Linked DNA regions of Mus musculus: region 2 is linked to region 1. A link is a contact called in ENCODE Hi-C data. All regions are on one chromosome and are shown on one strand. The core of a region is the stretch at or near the end of the contact, and the rest is flanking DNA. Distances in the headings are between cores, read along the strand shown.

Region 1 (5,874 bases), core at 1,968-4,467:
CTTAATGACGAGCAATTCAGACCCCACTCCTAGCTGGAAGCCAAGTCCAAATGGGAACTACATCCTTCCCGCTCAAGCTGCCCTTAAGGGCATATGACTAGGGGAGACGCGCGCGGCACGCGCGCGCGCACACACACACACACACACACACACACACACACACACACACACTCCTTCACAAGAGTACTTTCTGGAAGACAGTATCAGAAATGGAGGCTGGGGAAAGCACCGCGTCTTTGTTTTACAACAGTTTCACCAGTGGGGATCAGAAGCCAGACTGTTGGAAGGTCATGAGCTTCTAATGGTTCTGCTGATAAAAATCAGTGTCCCGTGACTAAAGGACCCCCCAGGGGACTTAAAGGGTTCATCAAAAAAGGTTCCCACTTCCGACCTTTGCCCACATCCTTTAAGCTGAAGTGCTGGTTTTCCTTTGTGTATGCAATGATTTTATGGACGAGGGATAGGAATGCTATAGAAGCTTCAAGCAATGTTTATTGAATGGAAGGGAGGGGGGATGACAAATTTGAAATCCTTAATGTGGTGTCGAAGAACAGTTCCACAACGCCCCATTAGAGTCTTTGAGGGCCCGATGGGTGGCGAAGGGCTGTTGGTGGGCTGCCCTTAAACCCGAGGTGGCCCTGACCCTGCTTGTCCTTAAAAGGCTCCAGTCTTAGAAAGACACTAAGAGCTCAGCCTTGGTAGCTCTGTCTCAAGCATGCCCTTACAGCAGTGACCAACGCTACACTAGGCAACCACAGACGTGGCAGAGCAGCACCTACTTTGCCCATGATGGGCAGTCACCATGGCTATAGCAAGAGGGACCCCTGGGAATGCCTGGATTCAGGTCTTTATCAATTGTCTACAGCTGCAGAGCGAAGGAGATGTCCCAAGTCCTCAGGGTCTCCAGGGGGAGTGGCTGGTGGCATACTGGCTGCAGGTGTTGAAAACTTCCGACTAGCCAGAAGAGAGGGGCCCGCTGTTCTGATCCTCCCAAGCTGACTCTGTGATTCTGACTACGGAAAATAATGACCCCAAGTAAAAAGAGCTGGTGTTAAAGCAAGATGAATGATGGCAGTATATACCAACAGCAGAGGCAACCTGGTGCTACAGGAAGACTCAAACCCAGCCAGGCCCTCTCATGACGGTCTGTTTATAGAGATCTTGGCCCAAACTGACTCTGGTTCTAAGGAGTCTACAGACTGGTGGGAGACCTGGGCTTAGAAGCCTGGCAGGCTGGGACTAACCGGTTACATGACCATGGATGCAGGACAGATGGGATGAGGCCGAGTAATGAGTATTGGCTATGTAAGAAATAGGACCGTGGGAGGTTCAAGGAAGAAGGGAAATGCAACATGTCTCAGGGAAGCACCCACTAAACATTTATCATCTCACTAACTCGTCTGCAGCATTCATGTGAGAAGGGGAACTTAGTTTATACATACCTAAAAATACCATTTAAATGAGATTTTTCACAAATAGGGTCTAATACAAAACCTGAATGAAGGTGTGGATGCCTGGATTCCAGCCCCTTTCTCTGGTGGCATATTTGCCCTGTTTTATTGGGCAGGTCGGTTTGCATTTCTGATCCTAATTTCCTGGTGTTAATGAAGACTCAGGGCCAGCCCTCCAGAATTTCTACAGTCTAAACAACAGAACAATCACTGCACTTTGAAAACAACAAACAAAAGAAAACACCCAGAATAAAGAAAGCATTTCTAGGAAGTCTCTGCCTAGACAGCCAAGAAGAAGAAAGGGGGAGGTGTGGGGAGGCGGTAGGGGTGATAACAGTGGTGGGCAGCTAGGACAACCCGGCTCTTTCCTGACCTGAAGTAGGCAGGACTGAAGAAGACCCGTATGCTAACCCTGAGACAGGCTGGGTAGAGAGCAACTGGGCAGTGCAATGGCTGGAATTGTGACTAGGGCAAGCCTTCACCCACTCAGAGGCTCCAGCTCCCTCCACCACCAGGGCTCCATACTCCCTCACCCCGCCCCCAACTGTGGACTAAAAGGAGCCCACCCCCGGAGGCCAAATTTTGAATTTGGTCGTGAGGATCAAAATGATAAATCTTTCCAAAACGCTGACATAAGAAAAGTAAATATTTGGTTGCACAATTGGGGTTAAAACGAGGGTCAATCCACCCCACTCTCCAAGAGCCTCTCCGCTAGCTGCCAACCCCAGGATCCGAGGCTGAGTGCGGTTTGTAAGATTATAGCGCTAGGTCTCATTTAAAGGGCTGTCAGCATTTCCATTCTCCGGCCCGTTTGGGGAGGCATTTATAACCCGGCCATAAAAAATTCACCCGGGCTGCAACTTGGCATCCCCAATGCTGCACTCCAGGCAGGGAGGGTGTTGAGAGCACCCACTCAGAATCCGTCCGGTTTTTCAGAAGTTAAGACCTCTTTCGTACACACTCAACTTTCCTAGCAAGGACAGCCACACAGCAGCTGGCCCATTCTGATCTCCAGGAGGGTCGCAGGTTTTTTTTTTGGGGGGGGGGCGAGGGGGTCCGGGAAGGAGGCTCTCAGGTCTCTGCGATCGAAACTCCCCATCTCCGTCTAGCTTGCTACCTCGCCTCTCCCTCTTTAAGAAGCAAGGGGTAATGGACCCCTCATACCCAACCCCAAACCTTGAGACCACCACGCTCTCTGACACCCCCCCACTCCTCCGCGCTAGCCTTCTGCTAGCTTTATTCTCCCGATCTGTCAGCGGATAAGCCCCCGGTGCCCTCAACCAGGGAGGCACTACGCGGTCCCATCGCGGGGGCAACTCGTACACTTCTCTCCACACCTGCCCAAAGCCACGCCACCCCCAACTTATTGAGCGTGTCTGACAGCAGGGGTAGGGGAGTAGGGATCGTCCCCCATGCACCGGAGAGGAAAGAAGGACCTGCGCCCTGAGGGCGACTCTGTAGGAGCCAGCCGGGTGGGTGGCCTGAGCGGGCGGGCGGGGTGGGTACTCACAGGCGCTCTGCGTTGCGGGGGATGCCCCGAGGAACGGCGCGCAGGCCCAGCCCGTGGCAGTCCACGCTAGCGGCGGAGCAGGTACACTTGGTGGGGCAGGCGGCAGCAGGGGGTCCGCTCAGGATGCTCGCAAGCGCCAAGCCCAGCGCCAGGCGGGCGCGCACAGCGGCGCCGGCCCCGGTCCGGCCGAGGGCCATGGTGCACAAGCGCCCGCACCCAGAGGAGGATGCCTGGCGAGGCGGGACACGAGGAGCCCGAGGAGGCGCGCGGGCGGCCTGGGGGGCGGGCGGCGGAGTTAGCGCGGAGGAGGGGCGGGCGCGGCGCTCAGGCGCACGGGGTGCGGGCGGAGCGGGGCGCGCCGGGCGGCGGCGGCAGCAGCTCCATCCGTGGGGCTGGCGCTGCCCCGCTGCGCATCACTCACGGTGCCCAGGTACCGAGCGCCCTCGGGTCCCTCTGGGTCGCCGGTAGAGGTGAGGGCTCTGTCTGGGTCCTGGACTGAGCGCCAGGGAGCACCGTGCCCCGGGAAGTCCGGCTCAGGGCTGGGCTGCGGAGCACAGAGGCGGCTGGGGCACGGAGTGGTCCGGAGAGCTAGCCGGCGCTCGCTTTCTCCATTCACTGAGCAGGGTAGACACCGGAGACGCGGGGCCCGGCCCCTCCCGCCCCCCTCCCAAAACACCAGCTCCGCCTCCCATTGGCTGCGCTGAGCGTCACGTCGACTAAGTTGGGAACTTTGCTGGAGCAACCAAGAGCCTGTAGGGAGGAGGCAGCAGGGGAGCTAGAGAGACCCAACTGGGAAGGAAAGGGACTTGGCCAGCCCGGGCCGCCAGGAAAGAAACATTGAAATTCATTTATTCTTGGGAGCCAAGAACTGATAAACCTCGTGGCTTCATTTTTTTTTTTTAATTCAGTCACCGAGCTGGATACAGAATACCCACATGGGAGCATCAGAAACTAGGCTTCATGTTTTAGGTGAAAGAGTCAAAGTTGGACTAAGTGAAATGATTATCCGAGACCATACAGCTACTAGGCATTCTGTACCCTGACACATTTATCCGTGGAAACTTTGCCCCTACCCTAATTAGTGTTCACAGCTAAGGCCAACAACTATTTCCTAGAGGACTTACAGATTAGAGAACACTACACAGACACACAGTCACAGTCAGTCAGTCAGTCAGTCAGTCAGTCTGTCTGTCTATCTCTCTGTCTCTCTCTCTCTCTGTAGTAAATGTAAGAACTTGGACCCCGGTATTGACACCATCACTTCATCTGCTTCCTGTCTAGGGGACTAAGGGGCAATCATGTCACCTGCGGACCTTTATTTCCTTATTTCAAGGTGCCACCGTTCTGACAGACTTCCCTTGCACATCAAAGAAAAGAACGTGATTTTATAAAATAGTGCAGTAGCATGCAAGGGACCTATTCCCCATCCCCCTCCTCCCCAGCCTTGCCTTCATTCTGCCAGTGCCTGCTCTAAATTGGCTGGTCTGAGCTTTTCCAGATGCCGGTGGGGAAGGGCCATGTTACAGGCTCCATACATACTTGTAGGAATGATGTTGTTTGTTTGTTTGAAGGGAAGGGGCAGGAACTGGAGGAAATATTGCCCAGACTTCCTTGAGATCCTCTTGTACTGGAAAGGTCTGAAATAGCCTTGGTTTTACACACACACACACACACACACACACACACACACACACACACACTACACCCCCCCACACCCCTATACTCTTAACTATAAAACACATGCACTTTCACACACAAAAAATATGCAGTCACATACAGAGAAGAACATGTATGTTCACATACCACTAACCACTATGCGCCTGAGAACTCTCTTTTCCCTCATATGAATGCTACTCAGATTCTTCTATTTTCCTTAAAGGAAACTTTTAGCTACTTGACTACACACTGTAAATATATAGCTGAGGTGCAAATTTTATTTTATTATAGCTAGCATATTTTCAGAGACTTAGCTCTAAGGACTCAATTGCCCCCCAGCTCCCCCCCCCCACCCCCACACACTTATACCCCAACCCCAGCACACACGTGAGATTCAGTTCTCTGCTGTTATTCTTGGGAACTGTTTCTGCCCAGCTGCTGCCGCCATCGCCCTCTGGTGGCCAGAAAAGAGCTAGGCTCTGCTTCCGATGGTGACTTCAGCATTAAAGAACTCCAAACATGCCTTTGCCTCAGTCCTCCAAAGCTTTCCTACAAACCTTGAACCAATTTAGTACCAGGGCTGAGGCAGATGAGAGAGGACCGGGCAAGGTCCCAAGGGCACAAAAGCATCTCAGACTGTCTGGAACAGCAAAGAGCGGGGTTGTCTTTGTTTGCTGAAATGCATGCATACTAAAAGCATGCTCTGCAGCCCTGCAGCCTGGACCTGGGTGGGTTCTCTGAGCACAGTGGTAAGCCTCTGTGTTTCTATTTAAGCTGCATGGGAGTTTGAGAGCCTACTGGATCTTTAAATGACTTCTCGGGCATTGAAATATGCTACTTCCTCAGAGAAGGCCCCTAAAACAGACCACAGATCATGGGAGTTCTTCAGAATCAGTCATCTTTAAGTACTGGGCAAGTGAAATAGACATGCGTACACAGACGAGCAGGGTGCACAGAGACCTGCATTTCTTGGGCAGAGACACCCTTAGAAATCACCTAATCTGGGTGTTTTACATCCACTGTCTTCTGGCAATGGCTGGGTCTAACATGTGTCTTCTTAGGGGACAGGGTTTCCCCAGCAACGACTAGGGTGTTCTTTACTCTGCCCCTTCTTGGAGATTCGCTGCAGGTTTGCTGACTTTAGTTTTCCAGTTAACTCCTTCTGGTGCTCACAAAAAGCTTTCCTGGAATGTAAGCTCAGAATCTCAAATACAAAACGCACCTCTTGTCTCTTCCTAAGGAGAAAAGAGAATCAGA
Region 2 (5,874 bases), core at 1,035-3,534, 110 kb before region 1:
GGTGGGGTCTAGCTGATAGAAATATATCATTAGGAAAGGGCCTTTGAAGGTTCCAATATTCTTTGGCGTTCTGGTCTACCATGGTACAAGTAGCTTTCATCACACAATCTGTCTCCCACCAAGTGAGCTTCTCCTCCTTGCCTTTCCTGACAAGATAGACTGAAACTCTCTGAAGAGAAAGCCAAATTAAAAAACGAAAGCAAAAACAAAAACAAAAAACCTTACCTTCCTAACCTATGTCAGGTATTGTAGTCTCAGTGACTTAAAACTTGGTAACACAGAAAACAGCCCAAGTTTCTTCTGAACGTGGCTGAGACCAGAAAGGACCGGGGCATACCAAGCCCCTGTTCTGATGTTGATGAGGAATGCTTTCTTGAGGTAGGTAATCAACCTGGAGAGAGGCCTGTTCTTAGCTAGCTCCATGTTCTTCGGCATTGCATCTATTCATAGGTGAAACGCAGTTACCTGGAATAACTGTTACCCCCATGTTAGAGCTAAACAAACTGAGGAGGAAAGCAGGACCTGCACCCCACTTCTCTGAAACGAAGTCCAAGCCTGCTCCTTTCCCTACATGTACTCTAAGAAAACATGACTCTGGGAAGGGAGACTTAACTACTATCTCCTCCCATTCTATAGACAAAATCTTTGGTGGAACCAGGGACTCAAAGCAGGTCAGAAAGGGCCAAGCACGAGACAGAGAAGCATCACAATGTCGCCTAATGAACGCCCTTCACAGAGCATGCACCTTAGCCCTGACAAAGTCTGTGCCATGTGGGGTGGGACCAGGGATGCTGCTGAGGAAGCTTCTGATCATAGGGAAGACGGAACAGAAAGGCTGGGAAGTAGGACAGGAAACGCTCCAACCCGCTGCCTGCCTCTACGATGGTCTGACCCCAATACTTGAGATCTTATTTCTAATTGTTAAAAAGGATGGCGAAATCATACCACATGAAATTAGCTGTCCTCTCAGTTTCTAAGCACACAGTTCGGAGGTAGGAGGCACAGTCATGTGGACTGTATTCTCCTGGCTGTAGGACGAATCTCCAGGACACTTCCGTCTCACACAATTATACTATCCATTTAACAACTCCCTGATTTTCCCTTCTAACATCCCGGGTAGACACCATTCTACATTCAGTATCCATTAGTTGCTTTCTGCTTAAATAAAAAAATAAAATCACGTTTGACATCGTGTTTGCACACTCTTATCATGAAACTGGAGGACTCAAGGCAGAGGAACCTAGTTCCCTGCTTAGAGCAGCTCCTATGTGTTCAGTGATAAGTCTCTTCATAGCATATAGAGGTCACTGGTCCCACTGAAGGCATGGTGTTAGGACTGAGGCTCATCAGTGCTGGTTTTAGGCTTGGCTGGATTATTCTCTCACTGTAGAGCTAAGGACAAGTTACTAAGCCCTTTGACCCTCTGTTTTCCAAATGCAAATGACACTACTCCTCTGGTTCCAGGAAGAACTGGCCTAGAACATGTGGAATACTGAATGTCACATGAAGGCCCTCGTGATAATGATGCTAGGGATGGCTGCTCCCAACCTCTGCTCTGCATACCAAATGCTATGTTTCCTGCGGCCCTGGCAGTCTCTCCAAGTAGAGCTTAAGGCTGGGTTGTTATTGTCCTCTTGCCTCTTACATAATAAATTCAAAGCCAAGTATCCAGGCCAGACCGAGGCCACATCATCTCTCAGGGGTGCTGTAGCAGGATCTGGTCATAGTTAGCTAGCTTCAGGTCCTGAATCAGGGCACTCAAAACCTTCACAGAATAAAAGTACCCGGGCCCATTCCCAATCTACAATTCTTCTGCTTCTTTTCATCTACAGTTGCGACTTCTTCCACCCTCTCCAGACACTGATCTGCTCTGAGCACTCTGCCTTTCCTGAAAAGGACTCTCTTGGGGACCCTTTGGACAAGAACTGAGTCCCTCTTTGGTTCTGTCTGGAGCCACCCTTGTCATCATAATTGCACAAAGTCTGGGAAGAATTCAGTTCAGACACCCAACTCTCGGTCTAGGCAAAACCCCTAGAGTCTAGCCCACTGCCTCTTATAGTAGTGGACAGAGTATTTAGTGTGCTAAAAGCCCTAGACTAGCAGCTAAAAATAAAGCCAGCCTGGCTCTGAGGCTCCCGGAAGGAAAGGAATAGTTTTCATTTCTTTGCCGGTATTTATGGCTGGACAAAAATAAAAACACAACCAAATTTAGCCAATTGTGCTTTGCCGGCTGCTTCTCAACCCCTGAATGAGGATTCCTGGCGGCCAGGCTGGGCTCTGATCCCAGTAGCCCCAGGGCCTTTCCACCGTTGACTGGTTGGTTCGCGTGCCAATTCTCCATATCAGAAGCTTAATGTTGTATTTCTAGATCACTCTAAGACTTATTCTGTTTTCCTTGGTGAAACAATTGGACAATGGTCTTCTGCTTGGCTCCCTGTGGGAGCACTAGACTGGTTTGAAAGTCAAACTTCAAGCAAGGAGGCCAGTTATCCGAGTTATTGAGTATGGAATAGAGAGAAACAAGCTGTTCTCCTGAAAGTTGCAGATGGTGGTTGGCCTTGATGCTTTGATGCCACCTGCTTTGATGTGACTCTGGCACTGGAGGTGGCCATCTCTAGCCACTGTTCGAGTTAGAATGAACAGTGGGCTGAATGTAGAGCCGAATGGACCTGGGTGAGGCCAGCAGAGATAAGGTCAGCAGGAGGCAAGGCAGGTTAAGCTAGGAGAGGGCCCATGCATGTGCCTCCTTTTCTTCTATGAGCAGAAGCACCTCTGAGCTTTGCTCTGGATCAAGGTCAAAGCCTCCTGGTTGCTGAGTTGCCCTCATAGTTTTTCGACTTCAACTGTGGAGCTTTAAGAAACACAGCTTGTCTTTGTAAAGGGGTTGTTGAAGACCATCTTGCATTTAGCCATGCGTGCAACACATGTTCAGAAGCTTTGACCACTGTTGAACTGAACCATTTCAGTGATCCACAGACCGATCCGTGTATCTGTCCATTAAACTCTCCTTCCACCCTGCCATCTCTCCAGCTCTTTTAAAATAAAAGCCTGAACGAAAAGACGAATGAGATACAATCTCTTCTTTAAGACCATGTGTGGTTGAGGAAGACAGATGTGAAGTATAAAATGACACCATGATCTTGTAAGCAGAGGTGTGACAGGGACATGGAGGAGGGGCAGCTAGGTAGTCCTAGTTTAACAGTGTCCCAAAGAAAGAGAGTCTGAGTTCCAGTTGGAAGGATAAGTGGGTCTCTTCAGAAGCCACACCCTAGGCTTAGAGTCTATGCATTCCTGTAGATGGCAGAGTCTACGGGCTGTGTTGGGGGCAGTCTTGTACTGCTTTTGTGAGGAAGTTGGGAGCAGCCTTTATGTAAGATAAGCAACAGAAAGAGTATCATCAAGAAAGCGACCATCTGGTTAGAATTTGAAGAAGTCCTCTCCGGTGGCAGTAGAGTTGAGGACCACCTATAGAGCAGTCCTCTCTGACTTGGAAGGGGGCGACACAGAAATTAAGGAGGACAGTTAAGAGGGCTCTAGAGTTATGAGTGTAGGCTTCGTTAGTAATAATTAAGCACCAATGCAGAGACAGAAACCAGGTGTAACCAGTAGGTTTGTGAGTGAAGGCCTTTATGGGATGAGGGACTGGCAGCAATGAAGGGAGTAAAAGTGGCCCTCTGAGCTCAAGCTTGGGTAATGTATCAGTCAAAGACACTAGCCATCAGTGAGCAAGGAGAAGAGAAAAGGGAAGAGCGGGGTACAGAAGGGGAGTGTGCTACTGTTCAGAACTTCTGTAGCACTGAGATCTCCCAAGTTCATCCACTTAAGCCTACTACTAACACTAAAAACACAAGTCCACCTCCATTTGAAACACTTTGCACACACTCGATTCATAGACATGCCTAGAGGCCAACACTCTTACCATCCCTGAAAAAAAAAAGACACAGTGGTTAAAGAAGGATCAGGCACTTACCATAGCAAAACAGCCAACCTGATGATGTGGGACCCAAAGCCAGATGCCTGATACTAAACCTGTAGCTAATGGGGTAGTAAGACCCTTCAATATACTTCAATGCTTAATATATAAGTCTCATCTTCCCAGACTGGGAAACATGGCTGATGTAGTCTGTGTCCTATAGATAGACATCACAGCACCAGGCTCACAAGGGACCTTTATGAGCCTGTTATGGGCGTGTTCAGTTGATGCATAAACCAAAAGTCAAGAGTGGCCACTTGTGGGAGTCTGGAGAAGCAGATGCTTCCCTGGACAGGTATGGTGAGCACCATGAGGGAAGAAAAGGCTCCCAGAGCCCCAGCTCCCAGACTCAGCTGTGCAAGATATGAAAGGGACAGACTCATCAATTCACCTCACTGGGGAAAGGACTGTGTTGGGGACCTCTAGGACCACCCACACACCAGCGGGCTCTTTTCTTTACATACAGAGTTGTGGAATGTCCAGGTGTCTTGGGCTAGACCCTGGAGGGAGCAAGACAGTGTGTGTTGACCCACAAAGGTCACCAGGGCTGCTTGGGTTAGTCACATTTAGCCTGTGTTTATTCTCCGTCTGCTGATACTTCAGAAACTCCCCCCTGTCTGCAGAGAAAGCATCAATGCTACTTTGTTCTCCGAGACAGACGCTCTCAGTGGAAAGATGGGGAGCATGGTAGCTAGGAAGCCTTAAGTGGCAGCAAAGGACCATCACCCACCCCTCGCCCCCCAAATTCACATACATCACTGTGAGTGGTAAGTAAGATAAAACTTTGGGAAGATCAGATTAGAGGCAACTTCCATCAGCTGCCTGCCACCTCATAGATGACTTGACACCTGTCAAACACGGCAAATCCAGTCTACTATCCTGCTACATGCAGGATGTAAACTGCCCTTATCGGATGGATTCAGTAAGCAGCCTGACTTCCAATAGGTTATGGTTTCTGCCACTTGCAATCAGGTGCAACCCTACATTTGAGGTCTGACATTCTGTTGGCCAATAGCCTCTCTGCACAGGGTCACTTCGGTTGAGTGACTATTTTTCTTTGCTTTTAGGCTCATTTTTTAATGGTGGTGGCAGTAGACAGCTTAGGTGATGGATGAAGGATCTTCCTTATAATAGCAACTATGCACCAATTCAAAATTGACTTCCCTCCTTTAGAAGTAACTTAACTAAACACTGGCATCCAGAGTTCTCAGCATGTGCTCAATGACATTTCGGTTGGCTTCTGCCAAATTTTAAGACTACTTATTTTTAGTTTGCAATTCCCAAGTAACCTAAGAGCAATTAGAAACCCTTGTTTTAGAGATTTCTGTAGAAAAATTAACTCTGTTGTAGACTGAATTCCCTGCCCCCGAGCAGTCTTTCCGACACTGAAATTGTTTATGAGAACTTAAAATAAAAAGATTTTAAAAGAGATTATTTTAAGAATGCAATTATTATGTGATAGCAAACCATGTCTCTAGCAGGATACCTGAGAGGGCTGAATGGCTTGGCTTCTGCAAACAGCTATGCAGAGTCTCTCCAGGGTTCAATAAACGGTAGCAGTTACAGCTACTGTTATTATCATTAAGAGCGCAAAGATACGGATTGATTTTTCCATCACGGACAACTGTATCCGTCAGCAAGGCAGTAACAAATGAGCCCCACAGTCTCCCTGGGCTAACACTTAGCACTCTGCACTCACAAGAACGCCTTGCCTCTTCTGTGTCACCACAGGGGAAAACATGGTCACTGAAGTTGCCGTGTCAAGAGAGGGAAGAGGGTAGGGGTGGGTGGGAGGAGGGACTGAAGGCAGGAGGGACTATGGCATCTCACAACCCTCTGACCCTGTAGTGACTCACAAAACTGCTGCTGCCATCCTATTGGCCTTCACTAGTCACATGACC

Evidence for each region. A loop is a pair of places that touch in the nucleus more often than their neighbours do.
Region 2: a loop to region 1 is called in a map of heart, with 9 times the contacts of the local background. The contact joins the enhancer-like site here to the promoter of Slit3 in region 1. A Hi-C loop is called at or near these places in 4 of 37 maps with a recorded cell type or tissue (gastrocnemius, heart and left cerebral cortex).

Annotation. Positions count from the first base shown.
Region 1 is chr11:35,118,799-35,124,672 of GRCm38, reverse strand. It overlaps Slit3 (slit guidance ligand 3), which reads right to left and starts at 3,217. Exons shown (of 36, transcript NM_011412.3): 1 at 2,962-3,217. The coding sequence starts at 3,158.
Region 2 is chr11:35,228,261-35,234,134 of GRCm38, reverse strand. The region is part of intron 3 of Slit3 (slit guidance ligand 3); the gene reads right to left. Among named protein-coding and RNA genes, the nearest start is that of Gm33453, 5.0 kb to the right of the region's middle. Within about 2 kb of position 2,284, at least 2 of the 3 ENCODE cell types and tissues checked have a DNase peak (open chromatin) inside an H3K27ac peak, as active enhancers do; they include gastrocnemius and heart, where a contact is called at or near this core.